2 separate regions of the Homo sapiens genome follow, and region 1 is linked to region 2. The links are chromatin loops, found by intact Hi-C in ENCODE. Cell type or tissue: heart right ventricle. All regions are shown on one strand. Each heading gives the region's core, and the rest is flanking DNA. Links, peaks and the distances in the headings are about the cores only.

Region 1 (12,060 bases), core at 332-8,331, 77 kb after region 2:
CTAGAAATTCTAACTAAAAAGGTGGGATTCCACTCTCACGCCCTGTCCTCTCTTCCTCTGTGCACTCTCAAAACAGATGTTCTATGGCCGGGTGTGGTGGCTCACTCATGTAATCCCAGCACTTTGGGAGGCTGAGGTGGACGGATCACTTGAGGTCAGGAGTTCAAAACCAGCTTGGCCAACATGGTGAAACACTGTCTTCAATGAAAAAAAAAAAAAAAAAAAAAAAAGCAAATTAGCAGGCCTTGGTGACCGGTGCTTGTAATCCCAGCTACTCGGGAGGTTGAGGTATGAGAATCGCTTGAGGTGGAGGATGCAGTGAGCCGAGATCACGGCACTGCACTCCAGCCTGGGTGACAGAGCAAGACTCCATCGAGATAAGAAAGAAAGAAAAAGAAAGAAAGAGAGAAAGAGACAGACAAGAAAGAAAGAAAAGAAAGAAAGAAAGAAAAGAAGGAAAGAAAGAAAGAAAGAAAGAAAGAAAGAAAGAAAGAAAGAAAGAAAGAAAGAAAGAGAAAGAAAGAAAGGGAAGGAAGAGAGAGAAGGAAGGAAGGGAAGGAGAAAAGAAAGGAAGGAAGGAAGAAAGAAAGAGAAGGGAAGAAAGAAAGAAAGAAAAGAAAGAGATGTTCTAGTTGTTTTCTATGTTGGCACTGCCCAAATCCATCCTGATGTGATGGGAATTGTATGGAATTGTATAATAGTTCTGACAATTCAGAAATATTAAAAAATAGGTGAACGTAATTCTTTCAGAAAAAATAATTGATGGATAATTGAGCATTGTTGAAAAAAACCCAACCAAATGATCATGTGGGAAAGGAAATACTAGAAAAAAGATTTGTAATGGGAATAGAAATTCTCAGATTCAAATGCCAACTACAAAAATCAACTCATTATTTATCCATCTTGACAACATCCCTTTCACTGTCTTTTAGGCAGAAAACTTGCCAGTGAATCACAATTCAGTTGCTTCAATCTCAAAACAACTCTCCTCTCCCACTATCCTCATTCCACTCTTAACCTTTCTCACCTAAAGCATGATCACAGGAATAGCCTGGTTGCCCTGCCTACATTCAGCCTCCAGCCTCCACTGCCTCCCTACCACCCACCCCCCAGGTTTATTTTGCCCATTACCTTGAGAATAATTTTTCTATTTATAACATGACTAGTTCATGTTCTACTATGAGGTTATTAGTGGGTCCTCACTGATCTCCAGATACAGACTGAACATTTCAAACTGTCTTCATCCAAGCAATTAATTCATCCAGCAAAATTTTATTGAACACATATTATGTACCAGTCTCTAGGGTAGATACTAGGGTTACAATGGTGAACAAGATAGACATGATCTATGCCCACACAAAGCTTAGAGTCCACTGAAATTTTAAGGTCCTTCATAATCTGTGCTTTCCTACCTTGCCAGTGCCATCTCTAGCTACTCCCTACTCAAACATTTTACTGTAGACAGACTATTTTTCCCTCTGTTTCTCAACAAGATAATATGTTTCCTGTCTCCCTGCCTTTACTCATTCTCATTTTTCTTCCCCAGTGTCCTCCTCCCCACCCAAGTTAACTCATATAACATCTTATGAAAGGTTCTCCTTCTACCTTAACCCACAGTGATCTCGTTCAATCAACTTCTGTGGCATTTACTTTCAGAATCACCTGTTTTTACTTAACACACTGCTTTCTGCTGCTGTTTAATGGTTTTGTTGTAAGTCTTTTCTATCTCCCCAAATCTCCTTGAAATCAGGGACTTGGCCAGTCTTGTCGAATTGAATTTGTTCTGGAAGTATACAGAACATATGTTATATCAGATATCATACTAGTAAGATAGAGAGGTCCCAGAACTGTGTGCCTTCTTTTTAATATTTATTTATTTATTTGAGACAGAGTCTCGCTCTATCACCCAGGTTGGAGTGCAGTGACACCTCTTGGCTTACTGCAACCTCCACCTCCCGTGCTCAAGTGATTCTCATGCCTCAGCCTCCTGAGTAGCTGGGATCACAGGCACGTGCCACCACACCTGGCTAATTTTTGTATTTTTAGTAGAGACGGGGTTTTACCATGTTGGCCAGGCTGGTCTCGAACTCCAGGCCTCAGGCAAACTGCCCGCCTCGGCTTCCCACAGTGCTGGGATTACAGGCATGAGCCACCGCACCCGGCCTATTCTTTTAAGTAATATCTAGTCTTTTTCTCTAACTGCCACAATAGTTCTGGTTCTTATAACCTCATAGCAGAATTACAGATACAGTGGCAAATTCCTAATAATGAACAGATCTTACTCTTGTCCTTAAGATGCTTGTAATAGACTACACAGATGATTATAAAATTCACTCCTAGATGTAAGTCTCAAATAAGGCACCTTTCCCAATACTGTTAGGCACATAGCAAGTACTCCGTGCCTGCCTGACTGGCAGGTTGCAAAATGGTAAGTTTGCTATCAAAGGTCATCTTTAGCTAAAAAGAGGTTTCCCTATGTATTTAGCTTTAGTCTTCTTCAGGTTAAGTATATATTTTAAAATATATGTGATTTTCTTACATTTTGGAGTTGTGATATATGGAAATGACATTTTAGGGCCACTCACATCATCTCAGAATCTCTTTCTATAATCTCAGAAATCTGAAACCAATTCTTCCAATCATACAGCAACCAAGTTTGTTAATGGCTTGAATCTCCTAACAAATGTCTCATCTGAAATAACTGAGAATACTTTAGAAATCATTGTAAAAGCAAATTGTAAAGTGCAAGGAATTTTAGGAGACATAGTAAATGCCACTTTTTAAAGTCAGGAAATAAAGTACAATCTATTGGTTGAAACCAGAGGAAAAATTTATATAGACCAAAGGGATGAAACACATTCCAGTCTGTGTTTGAAAAAAAGAGGTTCCTATTTGACTCTTGCCAAAAATGCTCTTTTAATTTCTAATGGAAGGAAAGGTAATGTACATTATTAACATTTTTTCTTTATTGATTTTTTAAATAATTGAATATTGAGTCTTACTCCCACAGCTTTTCAGCTGCCAACTCATCATCACTTCTCATTCTGAACCTAAGCTTCTCATGAGTAGCATGAGAATAATTCTTCTTTCTGCATAACTTCAAGCTTAAAGGCACACTGAACTACTCAATGGTTTTTAATCAAATACCTTTATAATACCTACTATGTAATAGGCAATGAGGAAGTCCTGGCAAACAAGTTAGAAAAGCAGTATACAAGGTGGAGAAGCTAAGCCTGAGAGTCTTCATTAAGCCAGGCCACTAAAGGGGGATAAAATGACCTCAGATTAGTCATATCCCTGGCTCCCGAGAGAAGCAAACTAAAATTCTTTTTAAATACTTCTTTTTTAGTAAAAGCATCCAACAGTGGCTCATGCCTGTAATCCCAGCACTATGGGAGGCCAAGGTGGAAGAATCATGTGAGCCCAGGAGTTTGAGACCAGCCTGGACAACATGGCAAAACCCTAACTCTACCAAAAAAAAAAAATTTAAATTAGCCAGGTGTGGTGGCTTGTGCCTGTAGTCCCAGCTATTTGGGAGTCTGAGGTGGGAGGATCACTGGAGCCCAGGAGATTGAGGCTGCGGTGAGCTATGATTGCATCACTGCACTCCAGCCTGGGTGACAGAGTGAGACCCTGTCTCAAAAAAACACAAAAACCTTCATCAGTGTAGACCCCAAGGATTCCACAAATAAAGATCAAGCAAACATGAGGTCATAATAAAAGATGCCAAAATACACAGGAAAAGAAGCCATGCTGAGTGAGAGTCAGCAGAAACAACAAATAGATACTAAGTAGTTTGGGTATTATAATTCCCAGATAATACATATAAAACAAGAGATAAAATATATATAAAGTAACAAAAAAATAACAAAAGATACACATCACAAAACTAAGCCAACACCAGACTATCAAAAATGACCAAGTAAATTTCAAAAAGAACCAAATAGAAATAACAACTATCAACTATAGAAATTTTAAAACTCATTGGATAGATAAAACAGACAAACAGAACCAAAGATTTAGTGAATTGGAAAGTAGATATTAAAAAGCCACTAGAAATACAGCTCCAAAATATTGGGAGATGAATAATGCAAAATAGAGGTTAAGATATATTGACAATAGGATAAGAAGATCTAATTTATAAATAATAGGAGTCCTAAGAAACAATTTTAAAATGGAGAAAAGACTACATTTGAAGGAAAAACAACTAAGAATATTATAAAATACATATATCAATAAAGGAAATACAATATATACCAGGTTGGATGAATAAAAAGAAATCTAGACCTAGACACACTGATATTGAAACTGAACAACACTAAAAACAAAGATAAGATCTAAAAAGCAGTCAAAGAGAAAGGACATAGCCTAGGAACAAAACAGATTGATAACAGACTCAAGGGAAAGGATAAAAGCCATGAGACAACAGAATTCTGATTAGCCTATAATTGTTCATTTAAAATTTCACGAATAGGCCAGGCGCGGTGGCTCATGTCTGTAATCTCAGCACTTTGGGAGGCCAAGGTGGGTGGATCACTTGAGGTCAGGAGTTCAAAACCAGCCCAGCCAACACGGTGAAACCCTGTCTCTACTAAAAATTTAAAAATTAGCTGGACATGGTGGTGCATGCCTGTAATCCCAGCTACTCAGGAGGCTGAGGCAGGAGAATAGCTTGAACTCAGAAGGCGGAGGATGCAGTGAGCTGAGATTGCGCCACTGCACTCCAGCCTGGGCTACAGAGAGAGACTCCGTCTCAAAAACAAACAAACAAAACAAAAAAATTGCATGAACAGCAAAAATATCTTTCAAAAATGAGGGCAAGATAGATATTTTAAGACAGATATTGAGTGTACCACTAATAAAATTTCTGTATCATTTATATATAAATATATATGTAAATATATAAATATATTTATGTAGAGTAAAATGACCACCATTAAAAAGTATGAGATAGAAGCAAGAATGAGGAAAAAAGAAATTTGTTTACATAGAAATAAATCCAACTAAATATCAATACATTTGAAATGAAGAACTAGGATAAAATGTGGTTCTTTGAAAAGAATTAACAAAATGAATGACCTTTAGTGAAACTAAGAAAAAAAAGAAAGAATAAATAAAGAGTATTAGAAAGACACCCTTAACTACAGTTAGAAGAGAGATTTAAATGAGATTATAAACTGGAATTCTGCTTTTGGCCATGATGAAGTAATAATTAGACTTGTCTTCCCAAATCAAACAACAAAACTGAAAAAAATACATGAAACAACTATTTTTAGTTATTGGACAACAGGCAGCCCAGGACAGTGGTTCTTGAGAAAACAGAAGCAAATAAAGTGAGTCCTATGAATGCCATGGCTTCTGACTAGAGGAAACTCCCAGGCTACAGGTGGAGGGAGGAGAAACCCAGACAGAGCTCAGTGGTCTCACTGAGTTTAGGAGAAAACAAGCATGGTCCCGAGAGGCCATGGTGGATGGAAGTTGTGGGATAAGTGCCCAGAGGAAACTATGTGGAGAAAGAGCTACAGGAATCTACAGAAGAGTGTTCTTGAGACCTTACTGATTCCTAAGCTGCACATATACCGGGTGAAGTTCCACGAGGATAGGTAAAATGAACAAATATTTGAAAGCTGCCCATTGGTAGGGCTCCTACAACTGAGAAAAAAGTTGGACTGAAAAACAAGAGACAGAGTTAAACAGAGTAATAAGTAATCTAGTCCAAAGCCAGGGCAGAATGTGAAACTTGGAAGGACCTCTAACCTAGACATGAGGGCTAGGGGCAGCATTTGGTAGAGCAGAGCAGAGATGTTAAATATTTTAGATGTAGGCTCTGTCATAAAGGAAATCAGTACAAGGGAACCAAGGCGGAGATAAGAATGAATTCTAGTCCCTAGCAGAAGCCAGGGGAAAAAAAGTACTAGATGTCCAAAGATGCCCATGCCAGGAACTAGTTTCCTGAAACAAAACAAAAAACACAGGTGTATTGTCCGTTCTCACACTGCTATAACGATACTACCTGAGTCTGGGTAGTTTATAAAGGAAACAGGTTTAATTGACTCACATTTTGGATGACTGGGGAGGCCTCAGGAGACTTACAATCATGGAGGAAGGTGAAGAGGAAGCAAAGACCCTCTTCACATGGTGGCAGGAGAGGGAAAAATGCAAGCAGGGGAAATGCCAGACACTTATAAAACCATCAGATCTCATGAGAACTCACTATCACATGAACAGCATGGGGAAACCGCCCCCATGATCCAATCACCTCCCTCCCTCAAAATGTGGGGATTACAGGTCCCTCCCTCCACACGTGGGGATTACAATTCGAGATGAGATTTGGGTGGGGACACAGAACCAAACCATATCAATAGGGTATTTGAGCAGTTTGAGAATTAGATATGTGGGAGTTCAATGGAATATTTGAGGGATCAGGAGATGCAACTGGTTTATCCTAATCATCAAGGATTATTCCTCTGTTGCTGGATGGTGTCTCTTTAGTTCCAAGAGAGAGGTGAGGCATATTTTAGAAAATGACTGGATTATCATTCTGAATACCATAGATAGACCAGGAAGAGCACATTAGCCACAGTAAGTTCTCAGTGTTCTGCAGATGAATCTATGGGATTATTGAAGACACACGTTTTACAAGCCTTCTCAGTCATTTAGATACATCAAATCATAGTGAATGGAACCTACAACCTAGTGATGGCACTGATTCTTATATTATTGAACTGCTTCATTTAAATTCTTAAGTGACAAGCAGGATATATCATTTGTGACTGAACTCCAAATCTAACATTTGTAAGGCATGAAACATTTTTCTAACCACTAGGACATCAACACTATTTTACCCAAAAAAATCAGAAAAGAAGCATCTAATACAAATTATGTTCCTAATATATAGGCAGAGGGCTGTTGCTAATAGTCAATGGAATGCCAAACTCCTGATGGGATTACATTAACATTTTGATTTGATTGCAGATTAAAGCCAGTGAATAAAACTAAAGGTCACTTTAAAGGAGTATAAAGCTACAGTGGACATAACGTGGCATAGGTGATCTTGACACCACAGAACTGTGAAGCCTGCAATCCTACAATATAGAGGGGTATGAGGAAGACATCTCAGGATACTGAAGAGTGTTGCAGAGGACCCACAAATAGTCCTGAGCATGAGATGGTGGACAACAAACCCATTTTTGGTGTGGGTAAAATCATTAGCGACATCTTTTTCTTTTTTTTTTTTTCAGCAGTTTGAAGATGTGTCATTCCATTTATTTTTTCATAATTTCTGTTAAAAAGACTGCAGCTGCCCTTACTGTTGTACCTTTGAAGGTAAAGCATATTTTTTCCTTTGTTAAAAAACGTAGTTTTGGGCCGGGCGTGGTGGCTCATGCCTGTAATCCCAGCACTTTGGGAGGCTGAGGCAGGCAGATCACAAGGTCAGGGGTTTGAGACCAGCCTGCCCAACTTGGTGAAACCTCATCTCTACTAAAAATACAAAAATTAGCCGGGTGTGGTGGCACGTGCCTGTAGCCGCAGCTACTCGGGAGGCTGAGGCAGGAGAATCGCCTGAACCCAGGAGGCAGAGGTTGCAGTGAGCCTAGACTGTGCCACTGCACTCCAGCCTGGGCAATAGAGCAAGACTTAGTCTCAAAAAAAAAATAAAATGGATTTTTATAATACAGTCACGTTCTCCCTCTTTCATCCAGGCTGGAATGCAGTGGTGTGATCATAGCTCACTGGAACTTCACTCTCCTGAGCTCCCGCCTCAGCCTCCCAAGTAGCTTGGACTACAAGAATGCCAGCTATGGGATGCTCAACTAATTTTCCTTTTCCCTGTAGAGGCAGGGTCCAACTATGTTGCCTAGACTGATTTTGAACTTCTGACCTCAAATGATCCTGCCACCTTGGCCTCCCAAAGTGCTGGGATTACAGGTGTGAGCCATCACACCCAGCCTAAAATGTTTTTTAATTTTTGGTTTTCATCAGTTTGACTATGATATACCTATGTATAAGTTTCTTTTATTCTACTTAGGTTGCACTTGTCTTTTAAATCTTTTAAATATTTTTTCTGCCCCGTTCTCTATCCCCACCCTCTCCAATTATAAATATGTTAGACTGCTTGTCTATGCCCCACATGTCTCTTTTGCCCCATTTTTTTCTTCCATGATTTTTTCTGTTTCAATTTGGATCATTTTTATTGACCTGTCCTCAAATAGATTAACTCTTTCTTTGCTGTGTTCTGCCTGTAAAACTCACCCAAAGTGTTCTTAATTTCAGATAGTGTCCTTTTCATTTCTAAAATGTGTTTTTGATTCTTTCTAGTAGATTCTACCTCTGTTGAATTTCTCTCTCTTTTCATGTTTTTCCATATTTTTTCTATTTTGTTTAACTTATTAATCATAATTATTCTTAGAGTCCTTGTCAGTTAACTCAAGTATATCAACCATCTGTGGCTTTGCTCATATTGTCTGCTTTTTCTCTTGGTTATTGGCCATATTTTCCTGCCCCTTCACAAATTTTGTAATTTTAATTGCATGCCAAACATTGTATATAAAATAATTGAGGGTAACTGGCCATGTATTTATGGCAGGATGCCTCCTCCTAGTGGGACTTTGTCTCTTAAGTACCATGAAATTGGGATATTTCACTCTGCCTCTCTGGCCAAGTCTCCCAGCCTCCTGCATCACCCAAGCATCAGCATATGCTCCTGTGTGTTCAGTTCTACACTAGTTTATAATCTGTCAAGCCAGCCCCACGCAAGCACCAAGAGTCCCTCTAGTCAAGCATGATTCTTAGTCTTCACTCAGAACTGACAAAAATCCCCAGGGAGGAAAATGGCCAGAGATTGTCAGCTCCCTTAGGAAGTACTCCCCTCTCTCTGCAATGTTAGTTCATATGGTGTTCATTGTTTCCACAGCTCTCTCACTAAGGTCTCTCACTAAATCTTTTGCACTATGATTTTGGTAACTTATCCTTCTTTTTCTTAGGTGTTGCAGCAAGAGCGCTGGCCTGCCATGATCTGCTACATTCTACCTGGAAATACAAGTCAGAAGTCAGCCTGTCATATTTTTTCAAAAGGTGACTTGTCAAAATGAGACTTCTTTCATAAAATCAGTCTGGTTGGGCATGGTGGCTCACGCCTGTAATCCTAGCACTTTGGGAGGCTGAAGTAGGTGGATGGCTTGAGCCCAGGAGTTTGAGACCAGCCTGGGCAACATGGCAAAATCCCATCTCTACAAAAAATACAAAAATTAGCCGGGCATAGTGTCACACACCTGTGGTCCCAGCTACTCAGGAGACTGAGATGGGAGGATCACCTGAGCCCGGGAGGTTAAGGCTGCAGTGAGCCAGGATTGGGCCACTGCACTACAGCATGGGTGACAGAGTGAAATGCTGTCTCAAAAAACAACAACAAAAAATCTCTCAATCTGTCCAAATAGTTAGATTGTCTTCAGTAATCTTTCCATCGCGATCTTGCTTTGTTTCTACTACTACTCTGATGCTACATAATTAAGGTCACCAATCGTTGTCACTGTCTTTCCAAACCTGTTGTTCCTTACTTCCTCCGGCCATTCTTCCTTGTCCCCCTCCCATTCATCATCCAGACACACACACACACACACACACACACACACACACACACACACACATACATTTTAACAATACCAAACTCCTTGTAGTTCCCCTAAATGAATCATGTTGTTTCCCTTACCTGAAATGCCCAATCCCTTTTTTATTTTCATTGCTAACTCCTCTCATCTTTCCAGAGTGTTCACGTCTACCAGGAGTGTTCTTGTCCCTCCCATTCCTTTCTACTCTAGCTCCACTCACAGTTCTGTGTAATCCCATCTTGTGGACTAACCCGTGTTAAAAAGATTTGTTTGCTGATTTGATTCTTCCCTCCACTACACCCCCCCATAACACAAAATGAGTCCCTTAAAAGCAGAAATGTTGCCTCACTGGTCTCCAGCACCCAGTGGAGTATTTGGTATGAATGTCGGTCGAACTGTACTCTCTCCAGTGTGCATTTTGTTCCAGGAAGACTAGGTAATAGCAGGAGCATTAGAAGCCTCATCTTCAGGGCTGTTTGACATTGATTTTTTAAAAAATACATTTCCTGAGGTCTCACTAGTGCCAGAATATGAAAAAAATAATCATTCTTCTCTGACTAAAGTGGAATCACCAGTGATTTATTCTCTCCTTAATCAGTAATACTAGCTAACATTTATATAGCCCTCACTAGGTCCCAAGCACTTTGAACATATCATCTTATTTCATGTCTATAACCACCTTCAGGTAGGCACTGTTGTTACCCTCCAATTTACAAAGGAGGAAACTGAAGTGCAGGGAGGTTAAGTAAGTGGCAAGCTAGAATCTGGATACAGGTTGTCTGGTTCCAGGGACCAGGCAGTTAGCCATTATGCTATGCGGCATGATTTCTTGCTTTCCTTGCCCTTTTTTCTTAAATGTTTAATTACATAAGTAGCATATCAATACATTTAAATTGTCAAAAATTCAGAAACAAAGCAAAAACTCACTACTATTTGATGGGTATCTTTCAAGATCTTTTTCTTTGTTTACATACATATATACATTATGTGTGTGTACATATACACAAAGAAATATGTATTTTTATGTAACTGGATTATGCCTTATTTTTCTATAGATTTGTTTTCATTTAACAATTTGTCTTAAAGGTCTTTTCATATCGATGCATATTGATCTATTTTATTCTTTGAATGTTGCATAGTATGGATATATTCCATAGAATGGGTGTAATATAGTTTAGGTAACCATTTTTCTTTTGCGAGTCATTTATGTTGTTTCTGATTTCACTGTTACAAACCAGGCTGCACTGAGTATCCTTGAACATGTCTCTTCACATTCATGCAACTATACGTCTAGGAAAGATCCTCAGAAATAAAATTGTTGGGATGAAGTTTGTGTTGACTTTTTTTTTTTTAATGGTGACTCACATCCTGCCTTCCAGGGAGGCTGTGGCTTTTATTGTTTCATCATTCACATATTAAAAGGGTTGTGTACACTTGGTTGAATTTATGGCAGAGTAAAAAATCATAATAAAATAAATAAAAGGGCTGTGGCTGGAGGTTTTCCAGGAAATCAACTCTCTATAAAAGCACTGCTCACACCCTAACATGCCAAGGAAAGCAAAGGCCTTCTCTCTTCTCCACCTCATCTTTAGGAAAAAGGAATTTTGGCCTGAGTTGCAGAATAAACAGTGTCCTTGAGAGCATACAGTGGGATTCCTGAAAAAGAAGGTGGCAGGCAAGAGGAAGGTGAAACTTTCTGTGGGAAGAAATCAAGTGGCTCTGTCAAAAGACAAAATTACAACCCATTTAGTTAAAGATCTTAATAGGCTTTTATCGGTGACTCTTGAATCAGGCAACAACTCAATCTGTAAATGAGCTGAACAGAGAAGTTTGGCTTTATAGACAAAAAGGGCTGGGGAAGCAGACATAGAGAACAAAAAGTGGATTAGTCATTTTGAAGTTGCTTTCTTCCTAAAGGTTAAAGCAGAGGGGACTTCCTTATCATGCCGGGTAAAACTGGCCTGTTTGGGGATTTGGCTCTCTCTCTCTCCCTGCCACCCCCAACCCCCTGATTCCTTGGAAGTTCAGATAAACACCTTGGTTTTGGTTTGGTGGTGTGAAACTTCAGCAGGAATTATTCCATTTTGCTTTGGTCTGTTGGGCCCAGTGCAGGAGCTCAGTACAAACCAACGGCCTCCTATCAATTTTCCTTCACAGGTCAAAGCTTTCTTACTTCTCTTAGGTTGTTCTTTTCTATGTTTTTTGACTGCATGGTAAAACAAGGCCTAGGAGTTTGAGCCCTTACCCCTGAAAGACCACAGTGGACAGGGCAGGTTCAAGGTTAAAAGATCATGGAGTTCAGGAAAATTTTGTTCTAAGTCCTTAAGGGAGACCAAGAGACTGGAGAGGGTGAGACTACAGGTTTGGGAAGAAGTAGAAAGCAATTGCCTGGAGGGGGCTCCTTGAGCAGAAATCCTCAAGGCTACAAAAAGGTCACTCTGGTAGCCCCGTG
Region 2 (12,060 bases), core at 1,675-9,674:
TTCCATTCCTGGACCCAAAGCGCCCCGTGGCCTCCACAATATTTATGCCTTCTTTCATCTTGCCAAAGACCACATGCTTGCCATCCAACCACTCACTCTTGGCAGTGCAGATGAAAAACTGGGAACCGTTTGTGTTGGGTCCAGCATTTGCCATGGACAAGATGCCAGGACCTGTATGCTTTAGGATGAAGTTCTCATCATCAAATTTCTCCCCATAGATGGACTTGCCACCAGTGCCATTATGGCGTGTGAAGTCACCACCCTGACACATAAACCCTGGAATAATTCTGTGAAAGCGGGAGCCCTTACAACCAAATCCTTTCTCTCCCATGCCCAGAACACGAAGGTTTTCTGCTGTCTTTGGAAACTTGTCTGCAAACAGCTCAAAGGAGATGCAGCCCAAGGGCTCACCATTGATGGCAATGTTGAAGAACACCGTGGGATTGACTATGGCTGATACTACAGGGCTCCTGGTGGCGGCAGCGTCTGCAAAAGCCTATTTTTTTTTTTGAGATGGAGTCTTGCTTTGTTGCCCAAGCTGGAGTGCAGTGGTGCGATCTCAGCTCCCTGCAACCTCTGCCTCCCAGGTTCAAGTGATTCTCCCACCTCAGCCTCCCAAGGAGCTGAGACTACAGACATGCAACACTACACTCAGCTAATTTTTGTATTTTTAATAGAGACTGGGTTTCGCCATGTTGGCCAGGCTGGTCTCGAACTCCTGACCTCAACTGATCCTCCTGCCTTGGTCTCTCAAAGTACTGCAATTACAGGTGCGAGCCACCTCGCCAGGCCCTGGCTAATATTTTTCAAATAGTTATTCTGACTATAGTAAACATTTCTGACATGCATCTTTCAATTGTTCCTTCTAACAACCTTAGGAGATAAGGACAATTATGAATCCCTCTTTAAAAGATGAGAAAACTAAGCCTAAAGACAGTAATTTTTTTCAGAGTCACATCTTGTATGCAGAAGAGCACAGATTTGAACTCGGATCTCTATGTCTTGATCTCTGTGCTATTATGAGACGTGATCAATGGCTCCACCTCAACATTCTCACAGCTTCTTCTTGTAGCTCTGCTGAAAGAATACACGTGGATGCCAATTAATTAATATCAATGCTGTTATTTGCATGAATTTTTTTCATATAAACGAATAACTAGAAGCGGAATGCACTTAGTGGTATCCATAAAACAGTTTTTACATTTGCATACACAGCTAAGAAGTTGCAGTGATGGACTTTCTATGTCTCTCTCCTCTCCCTTTTATCCATTTCGTTCTGCCTCTCACTCCCTCCCAGTCTGCTATGTTAGAGAGGATTAAAATGCATGCTGTATTCCCTGCAAAAACAACAGGCATTTCTCTTTGGTGACTCATTTGATGCAAATAAGTTGCAGGAATCAGGGGATTCCACTCTTGGTGCCTTTGAAAAAGTTGTAATGATAAAGTCTAAAAGGAAACAAATTACTGCAGAACAAGGAGATTCTATGTTCTTTCATTGTAAACAGATGAAGCATTGGGTTAAATCATAATGACTTACTTTAGTGTGGATTTTTTATAACTTCCACATTCATTACCATTTTCATTTGGCACATGAGTGATACATGACCACAGCAATTGCAAAATATTCCACACATAGCTTCACCCCCAGAGAATGAAAGAGGATATTTATCAACTGTGCTATACCCAGAAGGCTACATTTAATACAGATTTTTGCTGTTGTGAAAGGGTAGGAAAACAGAATAAACACCTAGAAGACACATACCTGCCCAAGAAATGTTACTACATCATTGTCTCTCTCCTGCACTGTTCACTCAGTGTGTATTACTTCTAAGCTGTTCCACCACCTTCTCCATGGAAGCTTCATTCAAAGTCAGTGGGAAGAGAAAATATGCCATATTCTACTAAGAATAAGAATGCTACTCCAGATCATTGACTTCAATTCAGCTCTCCAGTTTAATTTGGGAGACTTCAAATTTATTTAACATTCTGTATTACCCTCTCTAGTTAACAATTCTGCTGACAGTAAGACATTCATACCCAGTCACCAATGAAAGCAAGCATTTTATTGATGGTCTCAAGTGAACTAATTATTCCAAAGACTTTCAAAAAGACTTTCAAAGATTTCAAAGATTTCTGAAACTCTTCATGTCTTGTGTCTGCCTCCTTTCAACTTTTGTCTCTTCCAAGATTATTGCGTCAGCAAAGGAAGATAGGCTAGTCTGCTCAATACACATCACAACATTATAGAGCTTGTCAAAAACAAACAAACAAACAAAACCTTTCTACTCTGTTCCTTGCAATGATCTTCCATATTTCCCCAAAAAACCTTTCCCCCCATCATCTCCAAAACAAGAAACTTCCAGTCACAAAAGTCTAAATTCAAAAGGATAAAGTATTTTTAATAATAGAGTAAAAAAACGGGTCAGGAGTGGTGGCTCATGGCTGTAATCCCAGCACTTTGGGAGGCCAAGGCGGGCAGATCACAAGGTCAAGAGTTTGAGACCAGCCTGGCCAATATGGTGAAACCTCGTCTCTACTAAAAATAAAAAAATTAGCCGGGCGTGGTGGCGGGTACCTGTAGTCCCAGCTATTCAGGAGGCTGAGGCAGGAGAATTGCTTGAACCCGGGAGACAGAGATTGCAGTGAGCTGAGGTGGTGCCACTGCATTCCTGCCTGGGCAACAGAGCAAGACTCCATCTCACACACACACAAAAAAAATGCATTTAAACCTTGCAAAATAAATAAGTCAACACCAAGGACACCTTGCTGAATCATTTTAGGGTTTATAATAACCAGCCACTGGAGTTAGAAACAAAACTGCCTTTAGCAAATACTCCTCCCTAACACTGGCTTTCTGAAACCCCATGTTTTATTCCTTTGAGTGCACAGGCACAGTGTGGAGGCTAAAGGGAGGCTTCCTATTATCTAGGCCAGCTGTTTTCTAGCTAACAGAAGAAGGAGGCTGTGTTGGGATCGGTGAGGGATGCAGCGCGGGGAAGGCAGAGAGTTGGTTCTGGGTCCGACTTCCACCAAAGAAAATTCAGCTCTTATGCTTTATTTTCTGGGCTTCCAGGTGAGCCTTCATCTGAAGAAAGGGTTCCATAGCTAAAAATAAACACACATGTTGAAAAATCCCCAACCTACCCAATCCTTTCATTTTAAAAAGGAGGAAAATGAAGGCCTGTGAGTGTAAGTGACTACAGCAAGTGAGAGAATGAGTAGCCAAGGCAGGAGTGGACCAGCCACAGGCTCTGAGCAACATGCTCTCATGCGTGCACTCTCTCCAGATCGCCAAGTACATTGCCCCTACAGGACGTGTCCCTGTCATCCATCATAGGGTTCAGGTCTATCCCCTGCAGCTCTTCCTCGCACAGCGCACAGCCATATAAGCGCAGGCTTGCAGGTAGGGTGTTGTTGCTGATATAATTTTAAGCGTTTTTTCTTTCTTTCTTTTTATTTCTTTTTTTTTTTCTTTCAGAAACAGGGTCTTGCTCTGTCACTCAGGCTGGAGTGCAGTTGCATGATCATAGCTCACTGTAACCTTGAACTCCCAGGCTCAAGTGATCCTCCCACCTCAGCCTCCCAAACAGCTAGGACACAGGCACATGCTACCATGCCTGGCTGATTTTAAAAAAACTTTTTTTTTTTTTTTTGTAGAGATTGGGTTATTGCTGTGTTGCTCAGGCTGGTCTCGAGCTCCTGGCCTCAAGCCATCCTCCCGCCTTGCCCTCCCAAAGTGCTGGGATTACAGGCATCAGCCACCATGCCCAGTCTATTTTAATCATTTTTAAAGTACTAGACACAGAGGCCACAGGCAGAATAGTAGCAAAAGCCCTGCCTATGTAAGATGAAAAATAAAAATATTCTGAAGTTTTCAGAAGTCAGTACTCCAGAAGTAAATCAATAGAAAATAATATTCGGTTGATAAAAATTGAATTTATACTCAAATTGTGAAAGAAGCAGGTGGAAAGGATGTGAACACACCCTACAGGATCTGTCTGCTGGCTGTGACCTTCATTCTTACAGCCTTCACTCATAAGGTAGCAAACCACAGCTGAGCTGTGTGGGTTCTGGCCCGGGTGCCACTCTGAGAAAACATCACGGACTTCCTAGACTCTGCAGTCACTTGGGGTTGCATTCTGGATGAATGCCACAGTTGCTGGCTCCTGGAAGGGAGGCTCTACATTTTCTAAAATGTGACAAAAACCTAAAGGGGCATAACAAAAACTGGTAAGGGGGGTGCACTATGCCAGCTATCCCTGGGGATTCTCATTTACAAAAGGGCTCCTTTAAATAAACTCTTAAAATAGTCCTGGTTTACCACTCACTAGTTGGGTGATTTAGCAAGTTATTTTATCTATACGTATCTCCATATTCTCACCTGTAAGATGGGGATAATTATGATACCTACCTCATGGGATGTTGTGAAAATTTAAGGAAACAGTTCCTGATTCCTGACAAATATTAGTCATTATTGTTATTATTCTTTAAACAAGAAAAAAAAAGACATTAAGTACTAAATAGAGAGGCCAGGGGCAGGAAAGTAGCAAGAGCTGGGGAATTTGACATGAAAAGTCAAAATGAAATGTTTCTGAAGCTTAATGTAAGTTGATAGACAATAATAATTGGTTGATAAAAAGTGGAACTTACAGATTGGGATCATAGCTAGCTCTACCATCTTCTCTGGGACCTCGCCGCTCAAAACCCGGACATTGAGCCGCAGCAGCGCCCTCACCTGGGAACTTCTTAGAAATGCAGAATGTCAGCACCCAACCCGGACTCTCCAGGTACTGAATCAGAATTCGCATTTCAACAAGATTTCCGGGGAATTTATGTGCATGTTACAGTTAGAGGAAGCCTGCTTGATGGTATGTACTGAGAGTTTAGCATGTAGGTCAAAGGAACAAGACCTCATTCTCTAGTTACATCTCCATACATTATCCTAAATCTTACACTGCTTTCCATTAGCTAAATGGTCAACTAACCATCTGTTAAGCAGATGCCCCTTTAAGGGACAGCATAATACTTAAGTATCTAAAGCAACTAACTCACCTTTTGTTAGTAATTTCAATAATTTTAAAATATCATCATCAAGTGCTAACATTTATAGAGCCCTTAAAACATGCAGGAATCAACATAAGGTGCTCTCCATATGTTCTCATTTAATACTCACACCCCCCACTGGAGTAACCATTACTATCCCCATTTTATAGAGGAGAGAACTGAGGCTCAGAGAGGCTACATCATTTTCTCAAGACCAAATTAAATGGGGGAAAGAAGGCCTTTTTGAAATCCATTCTCTTTCTACAAATTCAAACCCCACTCCCACAACATCAAAATAATGTATCTGTGCACTGGGGAGCAGCAATAATTATCCCCCTTTTCAGATAAGGAAAACTGAGACACAGAGAGCCAATGAATTATACAAAGTCACTGACCTGAAACTTAGGTTAGAACTGGGTCCATTACAATTCAACAACTTTTTCAAATTAAAGAATTCTGCTGCTAGAAATGGCAATGATAATGCAATGGCATTGGAGACAATGCCATGGCATTTTATTTCTGTTGGAAATAAAACACATCCAACAGAAAGAAGGATTTCCATGTATGAAGCTTTGTACAACCAAACCAAGGCACCTCAAATTTTGATCTCTGATCGTAAGAGATTATGAGGATGTCAGTTTCTTTGGGAAAACAGAGTTTCCAGACTCTTATTGCCATCGCCCCATCAATGTGGCAACTGATGCTTATCCACACATCTCAGCTAGCATCCTACATGACATTACTTCTGCATGCCTGTGAAATTCTCCTAACTACAGCCTCCCTGATTTCCTCACTAGGTCTTTACCCAAGTTTGATATCCAAATAGTTTAGAACTTGGCAAGATGAGTCAAAAATCTTTCCTTGATAGCCCCAGTGTCTATGGAAAATCAGAGACACAGGTTTTAGGATCCAGTGATGAGGGCTCCTTGCCCAGGCTCCACCCAGGGAATGCCTCCCTCCTCCATCCCTGGAGAGGGCAGCAGGGAACAAAGCAGGATTTCTTGGCTAAAAATGCTATATTAGTTGCTAAGATGACAACAACAAAATACCACAGGCTATAGAAGTCCAAGACCAAAATGATGGCAGGTTTTGTTTCTTCTAAGCCCTCTCTTCTTGCTTGCAGATGACAGCCCTCTTGCTGTGACCTCACATGGATGAGCTTCATTGCACAGATGTGTCTGGTCTCTCTGTCTCTGTGCCCAGATTTCCTCTTCTTATAAGGACACCATTTGATATGGTTTGGCTGTGTTCCCACCCAAATCTCATCTTGAATTGTAGCTCCCATAATTCTCATGTGTTGTGGGAGGGACACAGTGGGAAATAATTGAATCATGGGGCAGTTTCCCCCATACTGTTCTCATGGTAGTGAATAAGTCTCATGGGATCTGATGGTTTTATAAGGGGTTTCTCCTTTTGCTTGGCTCTCATTCTCTCTTGCCTGCCACCATGTAAGACATGCCTTTCACCTTCTGCCATGATTGTGAGGCCTCCCCAGTCACATGGAACTGTGAGTCCATTAAACCTCTTTTCCTTTATAAATTACCCAGTCTCGGGTATGTCTTTATCAGCAGTGTGAAAATGAACTAATATACCATTCATACTGGATTAGGCTATTTTAACTACATTACCTCTTTATAGAGCCTGTCTCCAAATATAGGCACATCCTGAGATACTGGGAGTTAGGGCTGCAACATAGAAATTTGGAGGAGACATAATTCAACTCATAACAGATGCTGAATGGATCACTAAGTCCTAGGGCTATGCTGAGGCCTTCTGGTCCATTCTGGGTTCAATAAGAACTAGAATTCACAGTAATCTGAATCTCTCGGCCTCATGACTCAGGGCACTCTGGGGGAGGAAGGAAGAGAACAAAATTCCAGGTCAGACACAAAACACGCCCCTTCCCTTCTCATTTCTGCTCCATGGGATCAGAGAAAAACAATTCTCAGCCTCACTGTCCACCAACCCAACCCACCTTCCTTCCCACACTCCGCTCATCACAGCTTAAGTAAGGCCACTCTGGTTTTTTGAGAATTTAAGTGGCACTCATAAAACAGTCTGAGTCAGAGACACAACCAGTTACTCAAAAGTACAAACTAAAGAACTCAGATCTGGCAGCCTGCAAGGCTTCTCCTGCCCTGGGGCAAGTGGTGATCAGCCCTCAGGAGCTGGCACGCGGTTTTCGAAGCAGCTGATCTGCCCAGCAGTAGGGGCTGGGGACCAGAGCCAGCCTCCGGGCCAGCCCACTCAGCCCGGGGCAGTGGCACCGTAAATGCCAGCGAGTAGGAGGGAGGAAAACCTGCACAGCGTGAACCTGTCAGGAGGTGCTCACTTCACACAGGGTGTGTGCCAATGGCTTCTAAAAACAAATTAGGTATTTGGGGTTTATAGGTATCCAAATCATGACACAATAGAAACAGAACAAGAGTGATATTTGCTGTTAAAAAGAAAACCTATGCCCATCAATAAATCCATTAACTTAGATAGCCCTAATTTTCAATTTTAGTAATCCAGCTATTCCTCATATCATCAAGTTTTAAGCTTGGTTCTCAAAACCTTCTCATATTAATATAAAATTATATCATCTTCCTTAGGGTTTTAAAAGATCATTTTGCCATTTCATTTGGTATGTGATAAATAAGTGCTTTAAAGTAATGATTTTAAATCAATATATTATTGAATATACTGAAGATTACATTTTAGAGATCTCTTGTGGTTGCAAACTAATACAACTATAGAGGAAAATTACACCAGCAAAAAGACAGGAGGAAACATTAATCCCCCACATAGAAATCTCTGTATTAATCCCCCTATTAGTTAATTAACATATACCAAAAAAAAGAATCACTAAGACATTTAAGGAAAACAAAAGCACAAAATTGGACCAAGATGAATACACAAACACATGATTCTAGAGAAAATAGATAATTTAAGCAACAGAAGAAAAGAACTAAATAAAAATTCAAATTGATATCCTCTAAGGCATTTGAGAACAAACTGTATCCATGAAGCTAATCTGGGAAAAAATTAAAAGAGCAATCACAGAAAAAGAGAGTTTACAGAAATAAAAAAATAACAATTATGAAAATAAAAAGAAATGCAACAGACAGGCTAGAAAACAAAATGTCAAGAAACCCTCCCATAAAGTAGAGCAAAATAAAGGAGATTAAAAATGTAAAAAAAAAAAAAAAGAATTAAGAGATATGGAAGAGGTCCAATATCTATTGAATAGGAGTTCCAAAAAGAGAGGACAAAGAAAGTAAAGGAGAGAAACTGAAAAAAACAGAATTCTCCAGTCCTGAAGGAAGACACAAGTTTCAGAATGAAAGAACAAACTAAGTGCTGGACAGGATGAAGAAAAATGACAAAATAGCTAGACATACACTGGTGTAATTTTAGAACTCTGAACATACAGAGAACACCCTAAAAGCTATCAGATACCAGTTCAGGTTACCAAGAAGGGAAAAGGACTCAGACTACCATGAGGCTTGGCAGTCACTGTGAAGTCAGAAGAAAACAATTCAGCATGTGGAGAAAATAAGAAATTTTCAGACAGGGAAGGATTCCACTTACCTCTTATGCACCCTTACTGAAAAAAATTACTTGAAGACTGACTCACACAGGAGAAAAAACTAATTCCCAAAAAGAAAACTGCAGATTCCAAGAAAATGTGGAATTCATTTAGAAATAAAATGGGATTAGGGGGAATCCCACAGTGACAGCTATATAACAGATCTAGAAGCCAGTGAGTCCAAATTAGAAGATAGAGTCTCCAAGAAAACATCTTCAAGAAAGTAGATTTCATTCAACAAGTTATGATTCAGAGCCTGGACGATCTTAGTAATGCTATTAATAAATTCATTTTGCTTAGCAAAAAAAAAAAAAAAAGAATTGGAATTAAAAGCTTTATGTAAATTAAAAATCTGTATAAAAAACCATAATCTAAATATGAAGCAAACTAAAGAGTCATAAAATTTTGAGAAAAAAAAAGGAGGTTGTTGGAAAAGGGCCCTTGGATGATGCTTTAATAATGCTTAAACATGTACTTTGAGCAAGACAGATTTAATGCTCAGAATAATTCCTTCTCTAAGGGTCCAGTCACAGTGTCTGCTTCTGCAGTGAAGAATATTTGCATAATTTTAATGTTACAGATAATTTATATTGGTTTTCAGCTCTAAAAATCAACTTATAATAAAAAAGAAAGCATAAAAGTTAGATTTAAAATATATAAACCTTGACAATGTAAAAGTAAGGTGTCTTCTGACAGCAGTCAGAAGACAGAAAGTGTGGGTAGGAGAAGAGAAGTGAGGTGGAAGGGTGATAATGTCCTCATTCTACCTAATAGGGGTAAGAAGGTATTATGTAGAGTCAGATAAAAAATAGCAGTATATTATTTAGAGTTATAAAATGGCTCTATATCAATGGTAGATTTAAAACTAATAAAACTCTGGAAGTGAACATTAAAACCAATTGAGAGACATTGTTGAAATAAATATAAATCCAAACATATTATTTAGAATTATAGTATTACCATCCAGAAGTAAAAAGTAAACTTTTATAAACAGTTATGTCTGCTATAAAAGGGCAGCCCAAAGGATCCTTGTGGTGATGAAACTGTTGTATATCTTGACTGAATTGGTGTCAATATACTGGTTGTGATATTATACCACAGTATTGCAAGATGTTGCCCCAATCCATGAGAGAATTAAGCAAAAAGTTATTTTAATGATTCTATTCTTTGTTTTTTTTCAGATGGGGTCTCACTATGTTGTCCAAGCTGGTCTTTGAACTCCTGGACTCAAGCAATCCTCCCACCTCAGCCTCCCAAGTTGCTGGGATTATAGGCACAAGTCACCACATCCAACCTGTGACTCTACTCTTGATTCTACCAAAGAAGTCTAACAAGCTAATACATTTCCAGATGCATAAGCAATAAGTTAATTCATTACATATGAAGGATGCATTCGAGCATTATGGATTACTTCTCTTGTAAAACCTCACTGAGAGAGAATGATCTACATAGAACACTACAAATAATCACTGAGGTAAATTAAAGAAAACCTAAATTAGTAAAGATATATATCATGTCTATGGATTATAAGGTTCAATATATAAGATCCTTATTTCTCTGAAATTAATTCATGAATTCAATGTAACCCTAATAATATTCTCAGCAGGTGTTTTAGATAAAAGTTGACAAACTGGTTTTAAAATAGACATGAAAATGTAAAGGGCCTAGGATTGCCAAAAACAATTAAAACACACACACACACACACACACACACATACACTCAAAGATGGAGAACTTACTCTACATGGCATAATTAAGATGATGTAGTATTGCCATAATGAAAGACAAATTAATCATTGAAACAGAATAGGAATTCCAGAAACAGATCTACACTTATAAATGATTGACTGGTTCTTTGCAAAGGCCCCAGTGCAATTCAATGAGGAAGGGAATCTTTTCAACAAATGAGGCTGGAACAATTATATATCCCTGTGAAAAAAAAAAATTAACCTCAACCCCTACCTCACACCATATACAAAAATTATTTTGAGAGGAATCATAGATGTAAACTTAAAATCTAAATCTCTAATAGTGTCATAAAAATATAGAATACCTTTGATATCCTGGGATTAGGCAAAAACTCCTTGGATAGGATAATAAAATCACAAAAATGTATAAAAATTGATACATTAAACTTCACCAAAATTAAACACTCCATTCATCAAAAGACACTATTAAGAAAATAAACAGGCAAACCTCAGGCTGGGAGAAAAGTATGTGCAAAACATAAAGCAGACATATAACCTGTATTTAGAATACATTTTAAAAAAAACTCCTACAACTCAATAAGAAAAATAATGCAGGTTAAAAACAGAGGGGTAGAGAGACTTGAATAGATACTTCACAAGGTTAGATATGCAAATGACCATTATCCACATTAAAAAGTTCTCAAATAATTAGCCATGAGGTAAATGCAAAGTAAAAATCACAACAAGATACCACTATGCCAAATTAAAATACCAAATATTGGTGAGGATGTGAGACAATTGTAACTCTAATACATTTCTAGTGAGAATATAAAATGGTTACAACAGTTTTTGAAAAATGTTTGACAATTTTTCTTATTATAAATATACACCTACCCTCCGACCTAGCAATTCCACATCTAGATCTTTTACCAAGAGAAATGAAAACATAAATCCACAAAAAAGACTTTTCCAAGAATGTTCACAGCAGCTTTATTCATATTAGTAAATAGCTATAAACAACAAGAATGTCCATCAATAGAATGGATAATCAAATTGTGATATACCTATATAATGGAATATTACTCAGCAATAAAAAGGAATGAACTACTCCCATACACAACAAAATGGAGGCATCACACAGACCTTACACTGAGTGGAAAAAGCCTTACACAAAACAGTGCGTAGTATATGAGTCAATTTATGTGAAGTTCTAGAAAAGGCTAATCTAATTAGGACCTTGATTGTCTGGGAGTGAGAGGATTCACTGACAAAGAACACAAGAGAATTTCTGGAGATATGAAAATATTCAATATTGTGATAGAGGTCTATGGGTGACATAGGTGTATCTATCTGTAAAACTTCTATAGCCAAGATTCTTACATTTCAATGTATGTCAATTATGCCTTAAAAACAACTGTTAAAAATAAGAGAGGATGTAGAAATTTAGAAAAAATAAGAATGGCAGAGTGTTGAAGCTGGGCGATGGGTACTTGAGGTTCATTATACTATTTTTTTATTGTTTATCATAGAAATATTCAAACATATGCAAAGTAAAAAATGTACACTGAATTTTAACTATGCATTACAGCAACATGACAAGATGTTTAGAATTCTAATAGTTTGGGCTTAAAAAATTCAGCTGGTTGATTTTCATTACTTTAAGTCTTTATGAATAGTAAGCTAAAACATAAGATTTCAGTTGTCTATTTGCAAATATTTTCTCTGTAAATACCACATTGCAAGTGAAAGCCTATATTG

The links. A loop is a pair of places that touch in the nucleus more often than their neighbours do. Peaks named below come from ENCODE experiments on the same cell type or tissue, not always from the same donor. Only the 100,000 strongest peaks of a DNase experiment are listed, where the experiment ranks them.
Region 1: it touches region 2 in a loop (3-fold over the local background); 21 of 110 quality-filtered maps call a loop at or near these places.

Annotation. Positions count from the first base shown.
Region 1 is chr10:114,768,967-114,781,026 of GRCh38, forward strand. LOC101927692 (a long non-coding RNA gene) reads left to right here. Exons shown (of 3, transcript NR_120628.1): 2 at 6,976-7,195; 3 at 8,985-10,937. It also overlaps a transcript of ABLIM1 not described here. Among named protein-coding and RNA genes, the nearest start is that of FHIP2A, 47 kb to the right of the region's middle. In heart right ventricle, for the core only: no CTCF peak of the experiment used is centred there; no DNase peak of the experiment used is centred there; H3K27ac peaks cover 577 bases.
Region 2 is chr10:114,690,190-114,702,249 of GRCh38, forward strand. It overlaps a transcript of ABLIM1 not described here and the pseudogene PPIAP19. Among named protein-coding and RNA genes, the nearest start is that of ABLIM1, 38 kb to the left of the region's middle. In heart right ventricle, for the core only: CTCF peaks have their summits at 4,736 (motif pointing left) and 5,993 (motif pointing right); a DNase peak (open chromatin) is centred at 7,262; H3K4me3 peaks cover 340 bases; H3K27ac peaks cover 7,508 bases.